3 separate regions of the Mus musculus genome follow, and regions 2 and 3 are each linked to region 1. Evidence: chromatin loops called from intact Hi-C (ENCODE). Cell type or tissue: heart. All regions are shown on one strand.

Evidence for each region. A loop is a pair of places that touch in the nucleus more often than their neighbours do. Peaks named below come from ENCODE experiments on the same cell type or tissue, not always from the same donor. Only the 100,000 strongest peaks of a DNase experiment are listed, where the experiment ranks them.
Region 2: a loop joins it to region 1, with 2.8 times the contacts of the local background. A loop is called at or near these places in 3 of 42 quality-filtered maps.
Region 3: a loop joins it to region 1, with 3 times the contacts of the local background. A loop is called at or near these places in 2 of 42 quality-filtered maps.

Annotation. Positions count from the first base shown.
Region 1 is chr9:94,610,478-94,618,477 of GRCm38, forward strand. No RefSeq gene overlaps it. Among named protein-coding and RNA genes, the nearest start is that of Gm39404, 30 kb to the left of the region's middle. In heart, a CTCF peak has its summit at 3,602; no DNase peak of the experiment used is centred here; H3K27ac peaks cover 2,395 bases.
Region 2 is chr9:93,774,969-93,782,968 of GRCm38, forward strand. No RefSeq gene overlaps it. Among named protein-coding and RNA genes, the nearest start is that of Gm39401, 200 kb to the right of the region's middle. In heart, a CTCF peak has its summit at 3,052 (motif pointing right); no DNase peak of the experiment used is centred here.
Region 3 is chr9:94,469,158-94,477,157 of GRCm38, forward strand. Gm46148 (a long non-coding RNA gene) reads right to left here and starts at 4,079. Exons shown (of 3, transcript XR_001779353.1): 1 at 3,949-4,079; 2 at 3,642-3,808; 3 at 1,929-2,366. Gm31957 (predicted gene, 31957) reads left to right here and starts at 4,203. Exons shown (of 4, transcript NR_168505.1): 1 at 4,203-4,610; 2 at 4,764-5,022. In heart, no CTCF peak of the experiment used is centred here; no DNase peak of the experiment used is centred here.

The DNA of each region.
Region 1 (8,000 bases):
TTAAATTATAGATTATATTTCTATCAAAGATTTTTAAGTAGGAAGAAAGACCAGACAAAAGCCTAGACAAAGGGAGGAATTCTTTTCAAGATGTGAAACACAAGCCTTAGTATCATAATGTTTTAATCCAGGAAAAATGAGTTGCCCTTATTTGTGCACTCTCTTTTGTGTGTGTGTGTGTGCTATGAACAACTATTAAATATGAAGCGTCTCCCAGCAAACTGCCTCTCACAGAGGTGTGAACTAGCATCTTTGTCACAAGTTCCCACAGATTTCTCTACTGATTGGTATTGTTATAGCAACCAGAGTGCCACGGGAAGTTGTCATGGGCATGATAATCATGAAACATCACTATGGCAACAGAAACCTCTGGAAAGTAAAAAAAAAAAAAAAAAACAAACTTAGACTGTCAATTGGTATCAAAGAGGGTTACCCAGGGAAAAAATAGGTGGAGGCAGAAATAAAGGGTCAGAGCAAAAAGGAATGATTATATAGAAACTGAACAAGCAATGGAGAAAGAAAACAGTAACCAAACAGAGGGTGAAGCTATGGCTCACACAGGAAAGCGGGAGGCAGGAGGGAGCACATGAGCCCCAGCAGTGGGCATGCTCCCAGAAGCAGTGCGCATGCTCTGCATGCAATGCAGAACCCCGGGGGAGACATGACTGGATGCCAAGGTCTGGACTGGAATTGACCAGGTGCTGATTTTCATACTGGAGGAAGATTTTGAATGAGCCACAATTTAGTGAGACAGCCTAAATCAATTTGTGGAGTGCTTTTGGCAAGACATCCTGCTGACTAGGAATTCTTATAATATCTGGTGTTCAGAGGCACCACATTTGAATATGGCTTTTCTTTATTGGACATCGAGATTGCTTCAGACAAAGGCACAGTGCCATTTGCTCCATTATAAATATATATTTCCTTCATTACAGAAGCTTAATGGCCTTTTTTTCCACCATGAGGGAATTAAGGTAATTCTTTAATACTCTTAAAGAGTAAGTGGCAATGTCACTTGGAATAAAGCATTTTCACTTAATATTTTCTGTGTTCTATTATCAATCAGGATTGAAGTTTTTATGGCCCAATATTAACTTTTAGTGAAGGGACTATATATATATATATATAATCATATATATATGGAATACATATATATGATATATATATGAAATCAAAAGGGGCCAGTAAGATGTTTAATTGTTTTCTAGAATTAAATGATGCTTCAAACATAACAGAATAAAGACTGAAAAATGGAAGCAGAAAAGGAGATACATAATGGTGGATATCATAAAGAAGCAAAGCAAAAGAATAACAAAAGCTTGAGATGAAAGTACAGAAATCAAACCAGCAGTCCGGGTACTTGCAGAAGTATGGTTTTAGGAATTTTAACAGAACATTTGTTTTTTTATTTCTTTTCCCCTTAATTTACTAATTTATTAATTATTAACTTTACATCACTATTGCAACCCTATCTCCCTCCTTTCCTCCCAGTTCTACACCTTCACACCTCCTTCTCACCATTACCACAACTCCACTTCTCCTTTGTGAAGGAAAAGTCCCCATGGGTACCAATCCTTCCTGGCTCATGAAGTCACAATAGGACTAAGCACTTCTTCTCCCACCGAGGCCAGAGAAGGCAGTCTGGCTAGGAGGAAAGGGATCCAAAGGGAGGCAATAGAGTCAGTCAGTCCGCTTTCCAACTTTAACATTGTCTTAGTCAGGGTTTCTATTCCTGCACAAACATCATGACCAAGAAGCAAGTTGAGGAGGAAAGGGTTTATTCGGCTTACACTTCCATACTGCTGTTCATCACCAAAAGAAGTCAGGACTGGAACTCAAGCAGGTCAGAAAGCAGGAGCTGATGCAGAGGCCATGGAGGGATGTTCTTTACTGGCTTGCCTTCCCTGGCTTGCTCAGCCTGCTCTCTTATAGAACCCAAGACTACCAGCCCAGAGGTGGTCCCACCCACAAGGGGCCTTTCCCCTTTAACTGAGAAAATGCCTTACAGCTGGATCTCATGGAGACATTTCCTCAACTGAAGCTCCTTTCTCTGTGATAACTCCAGCTGTGTCAAGTTGACACAAAACTAGCCAGTACAAACATCGTTTAATTTGTAAGTGATGTCTGTTTCACCTGGGCAGTACATTTTAGTTGATAGCATTCTAAGGGGATGACCTTATACTTACTACATAGCTAGAGATGACCTTGATCTTTGGTCTTTAGAGGTTGAGTAAACCAGTTGACAGCAAGAATAAAGAGGAAGGCAAACATGGTTTTAGCCCCGAGGTTCTGCCCACTGTGACCACCAGAATTATAGGTCATCCATCCCCCTTCAGGATCCCTCTCAGGAGCGTGAACACCCATCAATCACTACTCCTCTTTCTTCAAGCTCATAAACAAAAACCAGTGCAAAGGTTCTTGATGCCTAACCTTCACTTCAAACAAGGCAAGGCTTCTGTTGGATAGTACACCAAGGTTCCAACTCTGCCTGTTTAATGCTCACACACACACACACACACACACACACACACACTAAGCATTAGTTGGCTAGGTGGTGGTTTGAATAAGAATGGCCCTATATTTTATAGGCTATATTGCCTATATTTTATAGGCTCATATATTGGAATATGTGGTCCAAGGTTGGCGGGGCTGCTTGGGAAGGATTATGAGGTGTGACGTGGTTGGAGAAAGTATGTCACTGGGGACTTTGAGATATCAAAAGGACTCCCACCGGTACCAGAACGCATGATCTACCCCATCCTTGTTATTGTTGTCATTCAAGACAGTAGCTCTCAGTTGTTCCTTTGTTCCACTGCCATAGACTCTAATTCTCCGAAACCTTAAGCCAAATTAAATACTTTCTTTTTAAAGTTGCATTTGTCATGGTGTTGGATCACAGCAATAGAAAAGTAGCTGAAGCAGTTGGAAAACACATATTAAAGTCTATGAAAGAAGCTGGGCGTGGTGATACATTCCAGTAATCCCAGTATTTATGAAGGAGAATTGGGAGTTAGGGTCATCCTCACCTAAATGGCCATATTGAGCTACATTAGACCCTATCTCAAGATGAAATAAAATAAAATAAAATAGTATAACATAAAATAAAAAATATCCAGGCATATTGCTTCATGCCTATTGTCCTAGCACTTGTAGGTAGAGACAAGACAATCTACAGTTCAAGGTCAGCTTGATCTTTATAGTAAGACTCTGTCTCATAATAATAATGATAATGATAATAATAATAATAGTTAATGAAATACATACCCATCTGCCAGAATATCCAGTATCCCAGGTAAATAAAGGAAGTAAACAAAGGAAATTAAAGAATCGTGTTTAGAAGTCAAGACAGGTGTTAAACTCACTGTGTAAAGACGGAAAAGTGTGGATTCTAAGCATTTTACTAGATGAGTAGCACACACTGAACAAACATGCTTATCAGCTGGATCGTGAGTGTGATGTTGCACTCTATCTTTCCTGTGGCTTTCTAATTCTATAAGAGAAGAAGGTTGACGTCTTTTACTCAGGCATCCATTTACATGGCACTGAGGATAAGAGAGATGGAGAGAATGCAGATGTCAGGCATGCTTGGTACCATGTGCAGAGAGAGACCCCTGCTGGAACATTTTTATCTCTGTAGTTGAGAAAGTCTAAATCAACCCCCGGAGACTGTAGGATAAAAGAGATAGCCATGACTCTGCAGGTTTTAAGTCTGAACATTTTTTTTTGTCCCATGATAGAAAATATTTAACTTCACACACACACACACACACACACACACACACACACACACAAACACACACATCTTTAACAAGGCAGGACTTAGAGATTTCAGGTTTTGGTTTTTATTTCCTTTTTGATCTCCCCGCTTGAGAAACAAAACAGAAGGATCTGACTTTAACGTCCCAGCCCGAGCTACTATTTCTCTGGTGGGATGCCACAGCCCCTCCCCTCATTTCCTAAGCACTGTTGTCAAGCTTGGCTATTCTTCAGCACTGTGTGGGAGTATGCCCCTGGAGGTGGCTATGGACTCCATTGTGGACTAGTGTCACTTAGCCACATTTGCCATGGTGAGATCAGATGAATTCTAATGGTCTGTATCCTACAACTGACCTTACTAGGATCCTCTGAGGGATGCTGTTGGAATTTGGAGTTATACATTATGAGAGCTGAGTTTCCAGGCAGTCAGGCCCTGGAATAAAGAGCTCCTTACCAAAACACTGACCCGAGAGACCTTACTAGAGTTAGTGATAGATATAGAGTATGTTACCCAGCATGCAGTGGGAAGTGATGCTAGACCAGATCCTGCTCGGGCTCTCCAGCTTTGGTAAAGTGTTTGCCACGGATTCCTTAGGCAGAAGGCATGCACAGCATATTGGAATGTAATTTGACTTGCCTCTATCCCTGCACTTTCTGTTTCCCAAGTAAAATGCTATTTAAAAAAAAAAAAAAAGTCCTCTTTTCCCTTACCCAGAATGCTACATGTTCACATTCCTTCCTCCTTCACTTGGACCACACTTAAATCACTAGGTTCTACTAATGACTGGTTCTGGTTTTATATACTTGCGATTTCTTCATTTGCTTGCTTATATTTTATTGAAATATAACAAATCTACATGTATGAGAGATATATATGTGATATTTTGATGCATGCATTCAAGCTACAATGACAGGCATAATCATATTTCTATCACTTTGAACACTTATTATTTCTCTGTGCTGTCGTCATCCAAAGCCCCCTTTTCTAGCTACTTTAAAGCTGTCCTACATTTACCCCACTACGCAATAGGACACTAGAATTCTCTCTCCCTTCTGTACTCGGGTACTCATTATCCACCCTATCTCCACCCCTCACCCTGTCCTCACTTCGTGACATGCTGTGCGTTCTTTCTTCCTAGCTTCCGGAGTATGCCGGGGTGACCAGTGATGGCTGCCAAAACTTTCCACTGGACAACTGCACTTATCTAAGGATTGCCATATCTAGCATGAAAATATTCCATGTCCGTTGTTGGTGCATTTGAGGCTGAAATTCCAAAAATAGCACGGAAGGCCCTTCCTCATATTCTAAATACTTCTTGGCTTTCTAGTTCCCTCTCGTGGTAACCGTTTTTTTACTTTCTGTTGCCCCGATCTTCACAGCTGTTGAGGGTGTTTGTCTATTTCCACAGGAATACACATCACTTGATCCTGACAACAGTTGTAACTCCTTCTTTTTGGTCTCTTTTTCTAATCCTGCACATCCAACCCCAAATGAAAAGAAAGCACCATGCTCTTTTTGACATTATATCTCTTTTATAACCATCAGTTTGTACTTTTAGGAGGCCTTGTTGTTTACCTTCCACCTTCTCCAGGCTGAAAAGTCTATGTTAATTCTCCTCTCAGTAATATACATAGTACTGCTTAGCCTGGGACTTAATTTCCATCAATTGGACGTTAAATAGTTGATAAATGTGTGGTCAGGGCCTTTAAGACTGAACCCTAATGACTCAGAAAAAGCAATTATTGGCAATGTAGATACCCTGCTGTCTCAGGTACCAGCCAGATTGAATTGATTTTATAAAAACTGTATCAGTGCACCAACTGTTTTTGCAAAGGTGAAGGTTAGTACAGTTCCATCATGGTGAAGCTGGGCCCCACAGAACCAAACTGAGCTGAGCTTCTATACACAATAGGTGGTCTTCATTTCAGGCGGAGTCGTGATGTTTACAGAGATTATCACAGCGTCCAAGAGGCACTGGGTTGGAGGTAGATTGAGCTAAGGAATTAGAGGTCTGTTCCTTCGACATGGTCAGAGGTACTCAGCTGGGCAACAGAGTCACCTCCGAGATGTGACTCATCCAAGGAAAGCAGAGACTCCTGATGCACTGAAGACCTTTCCTTTTCCCTTTCTATGCTGCAATCTAGGCCCCATGATGTGAGAGATCTGGGCATGTTTGTTTGTTTTTCTTGTTTTGTTTTTTAATTAATATATAAGAACTCCAAGGCTGGAGAAATGGCTCAGCAGTTAAGAGCCCTACTGCTCTTGTATAGGACCTGAGCTCAGTTCTCAGCACCCATGACAGGTGGCTCACAGCTGCCTGGAACTCCAGCTTCAAGGGAATTCAATGTCTTGGGCCTCTGAGGGTTCCTGAACTCATGTGCACACATCCCCCTCCAAAACACACACACACACACACACACACACACACACACGGGCACACGGGCACACGGGCACACGGGCACACGGGCACACACAGGCACACAGGCACATGCATACATCTAATACAAACTTGAAAGCATAGTTCTACATATCCATGGTTTTTTTTTTTTTGCTTATTTTTGTTGTTTTTTTTTGGGGGGGGGGTTGTTTGTTTGTTTGTTTTTTGGTTTCTCTGTGTAGCCCTGGCTGTCCTGGAACTCACTCTTTAGACCAGGCTGGCCTCGAACTCAGAAATCCGCCTGCCTCTGCCTCCCGAGTGCTGGGATTAAAGCATGATCTTTTGACACACACAGCATAGAACCATCATGTCAAGATAATTAGCTTTCCCACCATTTATCTGGGCATTTGTGAGCGATAGACAGACCTGCCATTAGATCTTACAGCGTCTGCGTACAAACAGACTTGTCCATTCTCCAGTACCCTTCACTCGCATTTGCAAGGAAACTGACTGACTAAACTGAGTTTTTAAACACAAGACCCTTCACTCTGACTGGTCAGAAAAGTTGTGACAGTAAATAGAATGGTTTTCTCTTACATCATAAAAACCTACGTAGCTGTACTGGACCTCCAGATTGGGGAGAGACCAGATGCCATGGGGATCCCCCAATGTTTGAGTGAGAACTGCCTAATGTGGGCAGTGGGGGAGGGGGGTGCTGCAGGAAGCATTATCATTTCTGCTTTCATAAAAGATGTTACCCAACAATTTATACATTGTGCACATAGTCAGCAGAAAATGCTACAAAACTCTATCCAGTTATAGTCCTCTTTGAGGCCAGCCTAAGACTTTCCCCAGACACTGCATTAAAAGGCTGGAAGCCCCATTACCTGACTGTTGCATAGCATCACATCCTACCTACGTCTGAATGACGTAGGGTAGCCAGTGTTCACTGTTTGTATTGGAAACTAGTTTCTTCAACTTTGGAGGCAGCAAAGAACTGGAATGTTAATGACGGACAAGTGTGAGAACTGCCTGTTGACCTGTGGACAGAAATACACAGGAGAATTGAACTCTGTCAGGGACTGGGAGGATAGGAAGGGCAAGTCAACCTGGGGCATCTGGCCTAATAGGGTAAACAGGAAACAAATGTATCAGAAACAAATGCTAACACGGACAGAATCCCTGAGACTGGCTGCACAGAGGGTAGCCACCCATGTGGAGGAATTCATGGGTAGGAAGGGGGCTATAAGGGCTAAGCAAGGTCACATGTCACCTTGCATTCAGAATCCAAATGCTTTCTCTTCAGAGTTCATTCTATAGAAGAGACTCCGCCTCTTACCCCAGTATCACAAGGGAGACAGATGTTGATTTTCCCACCTCCCTGGCAGCAAGGACATGGCACGGATCCCAGGATCAGCCAGCTGTTTCAGCTTCAAAATTTAAAATTTAAGGGTTGTAATGCTAACTTCACACACATTTCCCAGAGAGACAGAAAAGAGGAGATAGATCATCACGGCTCTATGGGGGCGATAAGAGCCTGAGGAAAGGGAGTAAGTGGGACAGTGGAAGTGAGAGGATGGGGTGATGTATTTCTGAGCTGGCCACAGGTCCTCGAGAAGACACACAGTGAGTGCACTTTATCAATGGCAGATACAGGAACAGAGTCAGGCAGCTTGTGAGCAGGCACTACTGTGTACACAGTCTACACTAGCCTGGAGGTTCTTAGGCTCACAGTGGCAAGACATTAACTATATTAATTATTTTTCTTATTGCTGTGATAAAATACCTGGTAAGAAATGACTTAAGGAAGGGTGTGGAGACATGAACAAAACATATATATAGTCACCCCAGATACAGAACTGACGA
Region 2 (8,000 bases), 840 kb before region 1:
TGTTTATTGCCATTTTAGCTGTCAATGATTTTAGAAGCATAAATAATTTTTAGGCAGCTTTTCTATTTCTAAAAATTTATTCTGGATTTTTAAAAGGATGGTATTTTCATTGTGGCAGTAGACATACAGCATAAAAATGTTAACAATGCATTTGTTGAAATATAGAGGATTAACTGAAATGGATAATTATACTATGCGTGCATTAAAATATGAAATAAAGGGGATGGAAAGATCATTTGGCATTAGTTCAACAAATATCAAGTATTTTAAAGAATAACAGTACTGGTTTAGAATATAAATTGTAGGTTAATGAAATCTTCTATTTATAAGAAAATTGTAAAGTCAAACTAGGGGCAGAATTTGGAGGTTTTTTTTTTTTTTTTTTTAAGGTTTCTTAAGGAGTCACCATTTCAAAAGGCAAAGTCAGGAGAGAACTTGAGGGCACTGGCTCCTGGGACAAGCAAATTTCAGAGAGTTATTAAAAGCAAAGGTAAAAAAAGACACTGAAAGTTAGTGATCAAGAATAGTTGGAATAATACTCCAGAATGATTCCAATAGAAACATTTACCACTAGAAAATCAAAGGAAGGCTTCTCAGGACAATACCTAGAAAACAGTTTAACTTAAAATTCACACACACACACACACACACACTTCTTTTTCTTCTTCTTCTTCTTCTTCTTCTTCTTCTTCTTCTTCTTCTTCTTCTTCTTCTTCTTCTTCTTCTTCTTCTTCTTCTTCTTCTTCTTCTCCTCCTCCTCCTCCTCCTCCTCCTCCTCCTCCTCCTCCTCCTCCTCCTCCTCCTTCTTCTACTTTTCACTCTTAATCATGTCTTGCACTAAGACCCTTTACAAACAAGATAACGTCTTTTTCACAAAGCAAGAAGTTAAAAATCACTTTGCTGAAGGAAGAGTTACAGGCTGACATCCTCTTGCACTACTTGGGTCCTTCTTTACTTTCTTAGGACATTAAAAATTCTTGTTATACTTGATGACCTAATGCAGACTTCCAATGTCAGAATTTGCATATATTTCCTATAAGCCCAGCTACCAAACAAACAAACAAGAAAACATATAAAATTGCAAAGCTTCTGTAAGGCAAAGGACACTGTAAATAAGACAGAAAGGCAACCAACAGATTGGTAAAAGATCTTTACCAATCCTAAATCCAATAGAGGGCTAATATCCAATATATACAAAGAACTCAAGAAGGTAGACCCCAGTAAACCAAATAACTCTATTAAAAATGGGGTACAGAACTAAACAACAATTCTCAACTGAGGGATACCAAATGACTGAGAACCACCTAAAATAATGTTCAACATCCTTAATCAACAGGGAAATGAAAATCAAAACAACCCTGAGATTCCATCTGACACCAGTCACAATGGCGAAGATCAATAACTGAGGTGACAGCAGATACTGGCGAGGATGTGGAGAAAGAAGAACACTCCTTCATTGCTGGTGGGACTGCAAGCTGGTACAACCACTCTGGAAATCAGTTTGGCGGTTCCTCAGAAAATTGGACATAGTACTACTGGAAGATCCAGCAATACCTCTCCTGGGCATATACCCAGAAGTTGCTCCAACTTGTAGTAAGGACACATGCTCCACTATGTTCAGAGAAGCCTTATTTATAATAGCCAGAAGCCGGGAAGAACCCAGATGTCCCTCAACAGAGGAATGGATGCAGAAAATATGGTACATTTACACAATGGAGTACTACTCAGCTATTAAAAACAATGACTTCATGAAATTCTTAGACAAATCGATGGATCTGGAGGATATCATCTTGAGTGAGGTAACCCAATCACAAAAGAATTCACTAGATATGCACTCACTGATAAGTGAATATTAGCCCAGAAGCTCAGAATCCTTCTTAGAAGGTGGAAAAATATCCACGGAAGAAGTTACAGAGACAAAGTTCAGAGCTGACACTAAAGGAACGACCATCCAGAGACTGCCCCACTTGGGGATCCATCGCATAAACAACCACCAAACTCAGACAGTATGGCAGATGCCAACAAGAGCCTGCCCACAGGAGCCTGATATAGCTGTCTCCTGAGGGCCTCTGTCAGTGCCTGGCATATACAGAAGTGGATGCTCACAGGCATCCATTGGATGGAGCACAAGGTCCCCAATGAAGGAGCTAGAGGAAGTACCCAAGGAGCTGAAGGAGTCTTAAAAACCATAGGAGGAACAAAAATATGAACTAATTAGTAACCCCAGAGCTTCTTGGAACTAAACCACCAAACAATGGAAACCCATGGCAGGACTTGTGGCTCTAGATGTGTATATAGCAGAGGATGGCCTAGTTGGTCATCAATGGGAGGAGAGGCCCTCGGTCTGTGAAGGTTCTATGCCACAGGATAGGGGAATGCCAGGACTGGAAATGGGAGTGAGTGGGCTGGGGAGCAGGGGTGGGGGGGATGGGATAGGGGATTTTCAGAAAGGAAACTAGGAATGGATAATATTTGAAATGTAAATAAAAAATAACTAATAAAATAAATAAAATAAAATAAAGCATACATCTAGTGGTTCAAGGGAAAATGTGTTTTGTTCTTGATCACATTACCTGTTTGAAATGAACCAAAAAAAAAAAAAACACAAAATATAGTTTGGCATGAATTAACTATGTTTAATTGTTTTTGCCAGCTACCTCATTCTGGCTTCATTATTTTTGGAACCTTGATTAAATACAGAATTGCCCCACCTGTATTCTCTCCTGCTGTCTACAACAACCACTTCCTCATGACTATGAGGTTAATGCCCATATCTTATGTACAAACTGATACGTAGGAAGTTGACTGCATCACGAGAAGGGGTCCTTCTAATCCTGAGATTGTTTTAAACCGTTGGGATTAGATTAGTCTTCTACATCAGCCTTTAAATTAGAGCTGAGGAAGGACCTGGTTAGAACTGCTTAGTTGCTGTCAAATGCAGCACGATATTATCTTTTTGGCTTTTGACAAATGACTTAGAGGAAGTTAAAGATGTTGGTTACCAGTTTGTGGTGCCACAGCACATAAACCAGAAGGCATAATTCATCCTCTAGGTGGCAGAAGATAGTGACCAGAGTGATAAATTGAAGAAAGAAAAAATACAGAAACAAGTAAAAATGATGCATAATTTGAAGAACCATTTCTTGATGCAAATGTAAAAGGTTAATTGCCTAAATATGGAACAGATGATGTAGTTTAACATATAAATGTGGAATATTTGAATGGGCTTACACTTAAAATGCTAATATATACATACTCAGCAGAATGTTCCCATGGAGTGATGACAGTCCCATTAAGTTATGAATTAATTAGTTCATTCTAGAGAGGTCCTGTTATAACATTGTCTTTTTGAAGAATGACTGTAAAAGCTGGTGCTCTAAAGAAGACAGTTTGGATGCTGAGAGACTTTAAAAGAGGGTCTCACAGTTTGGTCTTGATAACTAAGCATGTTTATCCAACAACTAATTGATAATATAAATGAAGCCTGTTAGAATTTTCAAAACATTTAAAAATTCTTATATTCATCCATAAGATGCTAATATGGGGGAGGTATCACAGGTTTAAACACTTTGCCTACTTATCAGACAGACATTTTTAACAATGAAGAATTTTTAAAATGTAATGTTTTATTTCACAATAAATGAGTTGCCTAAAAGCCAATTGTGAAGGGGACCATTGTAGACAGAAGGTATAGTATAGGTCAGGTTCTGTAAATGCATTTTACCCAGAGACTTCTTTCTGTTCACGAAGACTTCTGAATCAGAGGAAATGTTCTCCATCCTCTCCCTTTTAGACAGATTATATCAGTCTTATTGATCCCACAGGTCCAATATGATTTTTATTTTTCATGGAAATGTTTCATTTGGGAATAAACCTGTGCAGGTAAAATAGAGACACATTTGGGATCTGTCCGTTTGTGCTTCAGAAAGTTTACCATTTTGATGCCACAAACCATCTGCAGCATTCTGTACAGTAATCAGGAGACTGCTAATTGCCCCTGTGTGCTTTCTTCTTCTTTTTTTTTCCATTTTTATTAGGTATTTAGCTCATTTACATTTCCAATGCTATACCAAAAGTCCCCCATACCCACCCACCCCCACTCCCCTACCCACCCACTCCCCCTTTTTGGCCCTGGCGTTCCCCTGTACTGGGGCATATAAAGTTTGCGTGTCCAATGGGCCTCTCTTTCCAGTGATGGCCGACTAGGCCATCTTTTGATACATATGCAGCTAGAGTCAAGAGCTCCGGGATACTGGTTAGTTCATTATGTTGTTCCGCCTATAGGGTTGCAGATCCCTTTAGCTCCTTGGGTACTTTCTCTAGCTCCTCCATTGGGAGCCCTGTGATCCATCCATTAGCTGACTGTGAGCATCCACTTCTGTGTTTGCTAGGCCCCGGCATAGTCTCACAAGAGACAGCTACATCTGGGTCCTTTCGATAAAATCTTGCTAGTGTATGCAATGGTGTCAGAGTTTGGATGCTGATTATGGGGAGGATCCCTGGATATGGCAGTCTCTACATGGACCATCCTTTCATCTCAGCTCCAAACTTTGTCTCTGTAACTCCTTTCTTCTTTCCATTTCACTATACATTGTTATAAGGTCAATCTGGGGCTTCAAAATACTCCATCTAAGACTAAGCTCACTCATATACTAAGCAAAAATTGTTGGGAAATCTAGTGTCTATCAGGCACAGTCAAAATTAGAAAGAGTGGCAATATCTGTGTCATGTTGCTTCAGCTTTTACAGCAAGTGTGTCCCTTAAAATTTTACTGCCTCCTGCCTTTCAGCTTTAGATGTGATCTTCCACTCCTTGCAGAATGTCACTAGTGTTGATAGGGCCAGCGCTGCTTCCAAAATTACTTCTTCTTTTGCATGAGAGAGTAACAATGAAGGAGATTATCTCATAGAAACTATTCCATGAACACTGAGGTCATAAAAAGTCATGCAACTTTTAATAGATTTTTAAATATTCATATTGTATAGGGATTTTTTAAAACTCTCGGTATAGGGAACACTCTTAGCTTGATGACATTTTATAAGTATCTAGGGATTGAATTCATAATTTGAGAAAACTTAAATTCTTACTTTCATCATTAATATTGAAACACTCGGAGTATGTCAAAAATGCACTTAGATGCTCAACATTAGACCATGAAAATTAGCTGGTTCTTTGTCCTTTGATTTCCAGAGCATACATCTATTGAGCTACAAATATACAAGTTCTGATTCTTATGTTTGTTAAGCATGAATACTGTAGGGCTATGCTAACGTCAAAACAAAAGGCATGTAACAGTTGCTACAGCAGAGTCATTACCACCACAAGTGTTTGACAGAGAGACATGAGGCAGGTAGCCTACTAGGAAAGTTTCACGATGGAAAGCAGGGAATGTTTCTGGTTTGCAAATATTGGAAGTTGTGGAAAGGACATGGAGCTGCATGAATGAATGAGGCAACCTATTGTGAGTTTGTGGAGCATAATTACTTTTCTAACTCAGGACCTGAGTTCGAATCTCACAAGCAAACTAGGCCAGCCAGCTCTCACTGGCCAAATGTAGACTCTAAAACCAATTTTCACAGCGTTTAGGTTATCAGGTCTTGTGGCCTTTAATTTTGTATACCAGAGTCTACTTCGTCTGGATTTTGACCCTATGTATAATCTATGTTACATCTAAAATAGTTATCTTGATAAAATGTGTTTTCCTACTATGTTTCACCAAACTAAATCTGAATGAAATGCTAGTTTGTAAAAGATTAGAATATTTGTTCCCCACTCTTTCTCTCAACCCTTCCTGTGAGCCCCTGTTCCATCTCTCTCTTAAATTCATGTTCTTATTAATTTATGTTAGCTTACTTAACCTAATCAGTGCTTCTAATATGCTCATAAGTGCTAAGTTATCACTGGGGTTTTGGGAACATACCAGTGGCTATACTCCTGAAGAAACCTGACTCTCTCTCCCATAGTAGTATTCAACCTCCAATATCTCTTCAGTTAGGGTTGGGGCCTTGGGAGCTGCTCTTGCATAGGTAATTAAAGCTTCTGTGAGTTTGCATATACAAAAGCATGCCCAGAGACAGCATTTCATATTACTTACCTGCACATAGTTTTGGACTTGTGTACCCATCATAGGACATGAAGCTAACGGCATCTACTATAAAAAATAAAGTCCTTTATCTTTGATCTGGGAGAATCGTGACTTCTACAAACATCCTCCATTGTGGCAGTGCAATTTGTTAACATAAATGTGAATACTGCCCCCAGAATCCTCAGTTTTCCACAGGAAAATTAATACTGAAGACATCAAGTGTGTGAATGTTTGTTTTCTTCCCTTATACTCTGGCAAATAGCCAATTAGAAGAGCAGCATATTAAAAGCTTAAAGTCCCTTAGAAAGGTATAAATTAGTGAAGATTACTTTTAATAAATGCAAAGTAATGGAGTGCTTAAAGACAGGCAGGACTAATAAAATAAGGTTTCCGGTTATGTTTATCATGGTATAATGATGAGCCTCTTCCCCAGGTGCTAGATCTAAATGGGGCTAATCATTGAACCTAGGGAGAAAAAAAGAATCACAGAAAATACTGAGATTTAATTTATGTTTAATATTTATACTCTATATTTCCCCAAATCGCAGGGAAAAATAAGAGTAATTGGAGCACAGGCTGCAAACAACTGCATGATAACTGTCAGTGCACCTGGCGGAACTAAATGGTTCACTAACGAGCTGCCAACAGTTTTGCCTCAATGAAAATAGAACTAACTAGAGAAAAAAAAAGAAAAGAAAAAAAAAGAAAACAGTATGTTTACCACACAGATGAGTAACTCTTCGCCAATAAAGAAATGAGTACTCCTTTTTAAAGTACACTTAATAGCACTGGAGATCATGAAAGTCTGCAGTCGGCCTCAGAGAAGATGGAGTCATACCATTCAGCAGCTCATCATAATGCTTTCCTTCCTCTGGGAATACAGGCTCATCTTCTTTCACGTCTAGAGTTTGATTGTTGAAAAACTTTTACATAATAATTAAAGTTCTTTTAATTCGTCTTTAATTCATTCAGTTATAAAATGAGACACCACATATATTACTTTAGAAAGGATGACCCAGGCTTCAGATGAGACTATACCTTCTTGGGGTTTTGTAATCAGCAAGAAACCACAGAGGCACAATTCCAAATCTGCACAGAACACAGATTTTCCCTTTTGAGAAGTGAGGTCTTTACATTTTAAACTTCAAGGCTTGCTTCTTTTAAAAATAGAAAAAACTAGGGAAATAAGGAATGAATACATCACATTGTTAAGTAGCCCTGTATCCTACCTTGCCTTCTGTAGAGAGTGTAATAATGACTGTTACCACCTATCCTGAGGAACTGGTGACAATTTCAGATACATATATCTTGATAGAAGAATGACCAGAAATTCCATATCCAATGGGAAGATTCTCAGTTTTGTTTGGACCTCGTGCAGACAGGTGAATCTCTGCAGATGATAGAGAGGATACACTAAGATTCTATTCATACCCATAAGCAAATGCATGGTCTGCCAATGGGACAGCCATGACATTTCTGGCTGGATAAGAGCATGTGGATCCCCCAACAAGAGGAGCAGGGGTTGTTCCTAAAGCTGTTGCCTGTCACTGGAATCCATTACTGTAGCTGAGCTGCCTTGTCTGGCTTCAGTGGGAGAGGATGCACCTAATTTTGGAGAGACTTGATGTGCCAGGGTAGGGGGGAATACCTAGGAGGGCCTCCACCTCTCTGAGAAAAAGAGGAGGAGGGGATGGAGGGAGGAACTGTGTGGGAGGGGATGGGAGGGGGCAGAAATTGGGATATAAAATGAGTGAATGAATGAATGAATGAATGAATGAATGAATGAATAGGGGAAAAGTTCTGGATGATGTCAGGTTAGGTTCCCAGCATCCACATAGCAGGTAACAATTATTTCTAACTCCAGTTCTTAGAGTTAATCTGCTGCCTTCATCTAGCTTCTGCAGTTATTTCATCC
Region 3 (8,000 bases), 140 kb before region 1:
GGTGCTTGTTTCTCCCCGCACTGAAAGAGTCAGGGGGTCTCGTGCCCCAAGACAGAGAGACTCTTCTTGGAAGACACTGATATAAAAATGATTGGGTTTGAAATAAGGGGACTCATCTTGGTCTTACAGTACACTCTCAAAAAGTGCTGGGGATGACCGTTTGACAATATCATTTACATTATAAACTCACTGTGAGAATCAGGCAGGACTTGTAATGGTCCTGCCTCAGCCTCCCAAACAGACTTGATTAGATGCTGACATTCTTAAGAAAATGCTATATAATTTTAAAAATAGTTTGTAATTAGAAAAGATATCAAAATAAATGCAAAAGCTGCAAAGATGGAAAGAAGATTTAACTCATTATCAAGTACATGTAATGAAATTTATAAAATATTGAGGTTCTGGTGGTATTACAATGGTATTGATATATAGGATTATACACACACACATACACGCATATATAGTTATAATTATACATAGTTATAGTTATAATCCATGGCATTATTAGGGATGATGGTTTTTATAGGTAGTATGAAGAATTTTGAGGACTGTGTTACTTGCTTTTTACTTTAATCTCTGAAAAAGCAGATTTTTCTTTTGGCAATTGATGATCACCACCAAGAAAAGCTAACAGTTGAAAGATTGCTCTCTTATGAACTCTCAAACTGAAAGCTAATGGAAACACTCTAAGCAAATTCCACCACTAAGCAGTTACTCAGCCACACAAAGGCTGTAGTTTCTAGAACAGAGTCACTTGCAAATCCTCACAGGAACACAGTTTGAAAACAAGAAGAAACCCACAGAACCAGTTGCATGCTAAACTAGCAGTTTTGTTTTTTGCATTAATGTCCTTTTTTCTTTTTTTCTAATCTCAACACCATGATACTGTTACTGAAGTAAATAAGTTGTTATGTTGGTTGAGTTGGGAATTTACATTCCTACAAAAAAAAATTAAGTTTCTACTATAATTTGTAGTATAGTAGAAAAAAGAAGGCATGGTTGTGTCCTTGGTTGGTTGTTGGTTGGTTGTTGGTTGGTTTATTTTGGTTTGGTTTTGAGACAAGGTAACTCAAACTCTAGATTCTCCTGCCTTGGTATCCAGAGAGCTGAAATAACAAGTACCTAGCATTTTTGGCTCAGGTGATAATATTTTAAATTAAATTTGGGACACTTCACTAATAGGCTTGCATTGGGAATTTTACATGGAAAGTATGCCATTGAAGTAAAATTAGTGTACAGTCTTATTGAAAAATTTATCAATGGAACAAAACAAACAAGAAACATGTTTTTTATTACATATGTTTTGTTTATTTTATTTGATAACTTGAATCCTAGGGTCCAAATTAATGGCTAGATCTCACTTTATAGACCAAATTCTTAGGACTGTGTTCATTCTCAGAACTATTTCATCCCCAAACACAAGTGTCTGGGGTTTGATACTGCTGTGTTTCCTGGGCTTAGAGAAATAGGTTAGGGGCAAGATAGTCAAAGGCCACTATAGGTGCTCCATGTACCAAAAACCAAGAAAGCTTTTGGATTTTTAGTTTCACCTCAGAATGATACAGAATCCAATTAAATGGGGTTAAAGTCTAGAAGACCAGCTAGAGACTATCAAATAACCTACAAGACAAGCCAGAAAAGCGACAGGACTATGGTAGCCATAGGATCTGTCTCATCTTGACCTCTTGGATAGCTGCAGTCTGTTGCTCAAACCAAAAATCCTTACCTACTTCTCAGTGTGTCTCAGTATTCAGCAGTAATGTTTAGAAAAGCAGAGCCAAGAATAAAATTATATACATACATCTGTGTATAACTGTGTAAATTTCAATATCCAAAGAACAATAATAAAATCAGTTTCTCAAAAACCAACAAAATTTAATAGTATGCTAATCACAAATGTAAATCTCAACAACTTTTTAAAGCCCCTAAGTTTCATTCGCTGGAATGAATGTCATGTACCATCAATGTCACATTGTCCTTTGCTCTTCAAAAATCCGATGACATCAACACTCCCCCATTTTTCTCAGTGTATACCTGAATTTTTCAGATGCATATTTATTCTGCTTAGGATGCTCATTAAGCTATTGTTCTGTTTCCTTGACAAGACACCATGACCAAGGAAAATTAAGAAAGGAAGTTAACTGAGAGCTTGCTTGCAGCTTCAGAGGGCTCGTCCATGATCATCACGATGCTTGATTCAGATCTCAGTGGCTGCATTTTCCACTCCTTTCCCTTGTTAGGACAGTTCCTGAGTCCAGCCATCTCTGGAGCAAGTTCCATCTTGCTGGCAGGGCCAAAACTGAGTTCATGCTCCCAGGCCCCGGAATTCAACTCCTATCCTGCTTTCTTGAGTGTTTCCTGTTTGTCTGTTAACCAGTGAAGAATGTGAAGAGGGAAGATGCTGTTATCCATTATCTACATTAAGGCTCAAAAGTCATAAATGCTCCCTGTCTTGACCTAACTGGCTACCTACAGCTTGTCCCACGACTTTGTTCCCTTATCATTCTAAATTCCAGGTCAGAGTCCAGAGGGAAGCTGGCTGCAAAAGCTGACCTGAGGACCCTGAAACCAGGTGACCAGATAAGGCCCAGTCACCAGTGCTAACCTCCTTGTATAACTCCTTTTTTCAAAATATGATTGCTCAACGCAATAGCCCATGATGATCCCCCTTGCTTTGTGTTCTCATCTTATAAAAATGTTGTATAATCTCCCACTGGGGACATAATTCACATCCCAACTGGCAGGCTCCCTGAGGGCTCAGAAAACAAACTTCATTTCTAAGCTTCCACCTCTCAAGTGAGTTTTCTCGGGTTCCATTCTGAATGCAACACCATCAGAGTATTAAGTATCAAACAAGAAAATAGATAACAATGCTTCAAAAAATTAAAAAATTAAAAAATGACAAGGCTAGAGTTCTCAACCCTTATTTTCTACTAAAATTCAACCACGTGACTCAGACACGGGGCTCCTTGAGGAATATCGCATATATTTTAATAAGCACTCAATGCTTGTCTATATTCTAGGCAGTGCTCTTAGCAATTTAAAAATGACTTTAATTCACAACTTTCTACAAAGTAAATATCATTGCATTTCCCGTTTTGCCTGTGGAGAGACCAAGTCCAAGGCCACATAATTTGTCCACAGCCACAAAGGGGCAGTGGAGTAGCAGAAGGAAGGTTGTCAATCAGCTAAGCTCAGTCACCACCATGTTTGGTTTTTAGAGACAGGGTTTCTCTGTGTAACTCTGGCTGTCCTAGAACTCACTCTGTAGACCAGGCTGGCCTCGAACTCAGAAATCTGCCAGCCTCTGCCTCCCAAATGCTGGGATTAAAGGCGTGTGCCACTACTGCCCGGCTTACAGTCCCTATCACGGGATGTAGTCACTCATGAAAGTAAAGTGAATCTTGGTGAATGAATGCTCTGCTTATATTTTGTTTCTATTTTTAGCAGCTGGAAGCAAAGCCGCCTGAGTGACTGACGGCATCAGCTATCTGAAGATCTCTACTGTTTCACACGAAAAGAGAAAGTCAGTATTTAAAATCCTAAACCATGTACAAAATCTCAAGGTTCTATCCCCAGCCTCCAAGGTGATGCTAAGAGCAAGCAAACATTTAGAAGGGACAAAGTACAGGGGTACAGACCGCAGACTCTGGAGTTAGACTTCATAACCTTTCAATACAGAAGTTCTTGAAAAGGCTCTTGTCATTGGGAGTCCTGAGTATTAAGGTCAAAGAATGTTTTTTGTGACTCCCTCATTCCAGCTGCTGCATCATTTCCTCCCAGTACGGGTCCCCAAAGCTTCATTTATCTGTTCCACATGAGAGAAGAGAAAACAGGCAGAAAGCAAAATGATGCCTTACAGATGATGAGGGCTAGCTAGCCTGTCGTCTTCTTTTTTTTTCTTAATCAGAAAATGGTAGCTTTGCCTCCCACAGAATGAAAAGATACCTCTCTCTCTTCCCACACAGCAGCCCTAAGGGGACCTGCTCCTTGCGTGTTTACTGCAGCCACTTGCTAACAATGAATCTGCTTCCCAGCTGGCTGCTTCTGGCAGCAATTTCATGTTACATATATTTTAGCAAGGTAATCTTCAGAAGGGATGCCTTAGCACTGCTTTGAACACTGTTGTAGCAAGGCATAATTTCAGCTACATCACAATATGCACGTGCTCACTGCATCCCCGGCCCAGCCCTGTGCTCATCAGAGGAAAAGGACCCCCGATGTAAAAGAGGACGCATAGTGTAGAAGCAGCCAGAGGATGAACAGTGTACTTCCTGGGCTGGCAAGGGCATACGGAACTCCGTGGAAGCTGCAGGTGAACAGCTCCATCATCCTGGGGACCCGTTAATGAGATGACCTTTAGTTTTGCCTCGAAGGGCAGTAGAATTGTAAAGGGTGGGAGAAGGGAGACAGAAGGTGTCAATATTTCAAGGAGGAGGAACAGCAGAAGAAAGGGCACAGACGAATGAGAGGCAATAATTTGTTTGTGGGACCTCGCGTCTGAAGCCCCCACGGGAGAAGCCTGGTGAGAAACGAGCCAGTGGAAGAACAAGACAGCTCCTGCCAAACCTGCCCAGGCATTTTAACCAATTCAGGTTCTTATTCCACAGGTAAAAGGAACGTGGGTTTTTTTGTTTCATTTTATCTTTTTTGGTTTTTTGTTTGTTGTTTTTAAATTTGTTTTGCTTTGTGTTTGCTTTCATTAAAAGCAAGGCAAAGTAGATAGTTTAAATGGTTTTTTTTTTTTTTTTCAAAACTCTCAGTGTACATCGGAGAGGCACAGTTTATGACTGAAATCTCAGCAGGTAGAAGGCTGGAGAAGGATTAAGAGATCAACCACAGTCCACCCTACGTATCGTATCGGGAGTGAGTCTCGAGCAAACAAAGAAGTTAACCAATAACAAGAGCCACTGGGGTTGCAGTGTGGAAGTTAGTGTAAAGGAAGAAATCAGAGGCAGGAGGAATTGCTGATAAAGTACTAGAGTCACTCCAGGTAGAGGAGAAGCTGAGGAGACCGGGCAGGTAAGGGACATTTGGAGCCCTTTATGACATCCACAGGAGCCGGGGCCAGTAGGTGCTGAGAAGAGAGGAAAAGATAACTCATGGATTTGGAGGCTGGGTAACTGATGGTACCACCTAGGCAAAGAGTGGAAACAGAGAGCAATGAATAAATAAACAATAATAAACACAGTGACTACACCAGACAGAGGGATCTTGTTCTTCAAGGAAGGCCACGGGGTGGAGTAGGGGGTGGGGGTACACTTAAGTCTCTGAGGAGTGTGGTTGAAAGCACAGACCCACAGAGACGGCAGCGGGCAGCAGAGTCTGAGATGAAATGATGCCTAGAACAAGAACAACAAACAAGTATGGGTCTTTGAAGCCATTGGGGCTTTGCCATGGGGGCTTTACCAGGGGCTTCACCATGGGGGCATTAAACAGCAGGAGGCCAAAAGGAGAGCTCAGAGAAGTGAACATGGAGGAGCAACTTAAAAGAAAGCTTTGCCTAGGAAAGATGGCCCTCTAAGGACACAGCTTCTTCAGCTTTCTAAGGCCAGTGGGTCCTCATCTCCTCCTCCAGATCTCCCAGGAGCTACAAAGAGCTCTCTGTTCCTCTCTTGTTCCCTATATTGCAACAGTAACTTGTGTCTTTTATTTTTTAGCATTTTAGATGTATTATATTTTACTGAGTTATTCACTTGTTATTGAAACTTGAAATTTATCATTAATAAAGTGTAGTATGTTTACCTTCAGCCCATGGCCTTGAATTTACTCTCCTAGTGGCCCCCAAAGACTTGACATCCTATATATTATGTCACCCAAGTGCTGGGGACTTCTTAAAAATTAATTTCTGAAACAGCTCATGCACTTGTCTTGGAAATTTCATGAGCATATAAATAAATATATGTTTAATGCCAAAGGAATTTCCATATGCAAAGACTACCTACCCTTCAAACTGTACAGCTCTTGCTCAGTCTATCTTTCCATAAATTCTATTGCCTTTTCTTCCTGTGTTAAGTTACAAGTAGCTGTAGTCCCTGAGGCTTTATTTGAATTTAGGTTAACGAAGGATTTAGTATAGGGCAATACAGAGCAGATGCCATGGCTTCTTCAGCAAGAAGCCCAAGGAAATAAGAAAAGAACATAGATAGCATCCACAAACTAAAGCAGGCGGACTCTCACACCATTCATGTTATGTGATCTGCTTTTAAAAGAGTAAGTCTATGTAAACAAAATTCCAGTAAATGCAAATTGGTATAAGATTTATAAGACAACTGAAGGCTTATATGCTGGCTGGATTTTATTTTAAAAAGAAAATTGTCAATTCTATTCACATTGGATAATTATTTATGGTTATGTTTTAAGAAAAAAAATCCTCATCATTTAGAGACACGCATAATATACATGAATTTCTCCAGAATAAAGCAAGAGAAAAATAGGTAAGGTATAGATGGTCAAAAGATGGTTACTGTTGAAATTCTTGTGTGCATTTTAAGGAAAACATGAATAGGGATGCTGGAGAGATGGCTCAGCTAGCAGAACTGCACACTGCACAAGCTTAACATCCTGAGTTCAATACCTGGGACCCACAGGGAAAGGAAAGACTCAACTCCTGACAGTTGTTCTCTCGCCTCCACACATTCATTGCCCCAGTACACAGGCCCATATTCACACACACACACACACACACACACACACACACACACACACACATGCTCATATCTACCCCCAACACAAATAATACTTTTTAACTTTTATCATTTTTAACGATAATTTTTAATAATAATTTAAGTGCTTGTACTTTCTAAACCTTGATCATATTTAAGAAGTAGAGTATAAGATCAAATTCTCCTCTCATCTGTGTGTGTGTGTGTGTGTGTGTGTGTGTGTGTGTGTGTGTATCTGTATACAAAAATACTGTTGGAAAGAAAGTACCACCTATGAGTCAGGACCATGGATGGATGGCACTTACAGAACAGGATACACATGCTGTATCCTATTTTCTCTCCCCTTGCACAAATGCTCCACCCATCATTCCTGAAATGATCCTGGTGCTTAAATTACACCAGATGAGTCAGTAGCTTTCTCTGAACTGAAGCACATACACTGAGAATTATTGAATAATCAAACTGCTTCCTACCCATTTTTCCAGCCCAAATTCTTCCATACTCCCTGTTATATTGAACACGGTATCATTATTACAACTACTTTTAGGCTTGGGTATTCTCCATTATTTACTCTAAACTAATAACTTCTGAAAATTTCAATTTAAAATTTCAGCCCATTTTTGCTTTCCACTTTACATTTCAGGAACCAGGTTGATCCTTCAATCAAGTGCAATTCCATAGATGTAGAACCGTGACTGAGTTTACTATCTACTCCACTTTAAATATTTGCTGAGCAATATAGGAAAATATAAAGAACAGTATATGTCTTCTTCTTTCCCTCTACAAACACACAAAAATGTTTTGTGAGAGTCTGTATATATGTTTTATTTTTATAAAATGAAAATATATATAATACACAATTTCTTGAGAATAACAATAGGGCAGAAGCAACTAGAAACACAATGCAATTTTAATGTACCCAAGATGTGCTAAAATACATTGAGACAGTAGAGGAACCAATGCTTCTGATGAGTTCTTGTACAGATTTTATGAAGGTGGTTGAATGTGAGATATGCCTTCGAAGATAGGAAGCATAGAATATCCAAAGGGACACTGAAGGCTGTTTTCTCCTGATCAAAGAGAAGGGTGAGAAAAAACCCAACCATACATAGTTTCCTAGAGTCTTAAAGGAGAGCTAAGCCAGGAGCAACAAATTGGAACCACCCATAGTTACCTAAGATGCCATGGGTGGTGATAACATTTAATCAAGGGCTTCTAAGCAGAAGGTTGCCTGAATTCTGGCAGCCACAGAATTGGACTGAAGGGAAATTTAGAATTTTAGCAATACCAATTAAGCAATTATTCCAAACACCTGATGACTAATACCATGTCAGA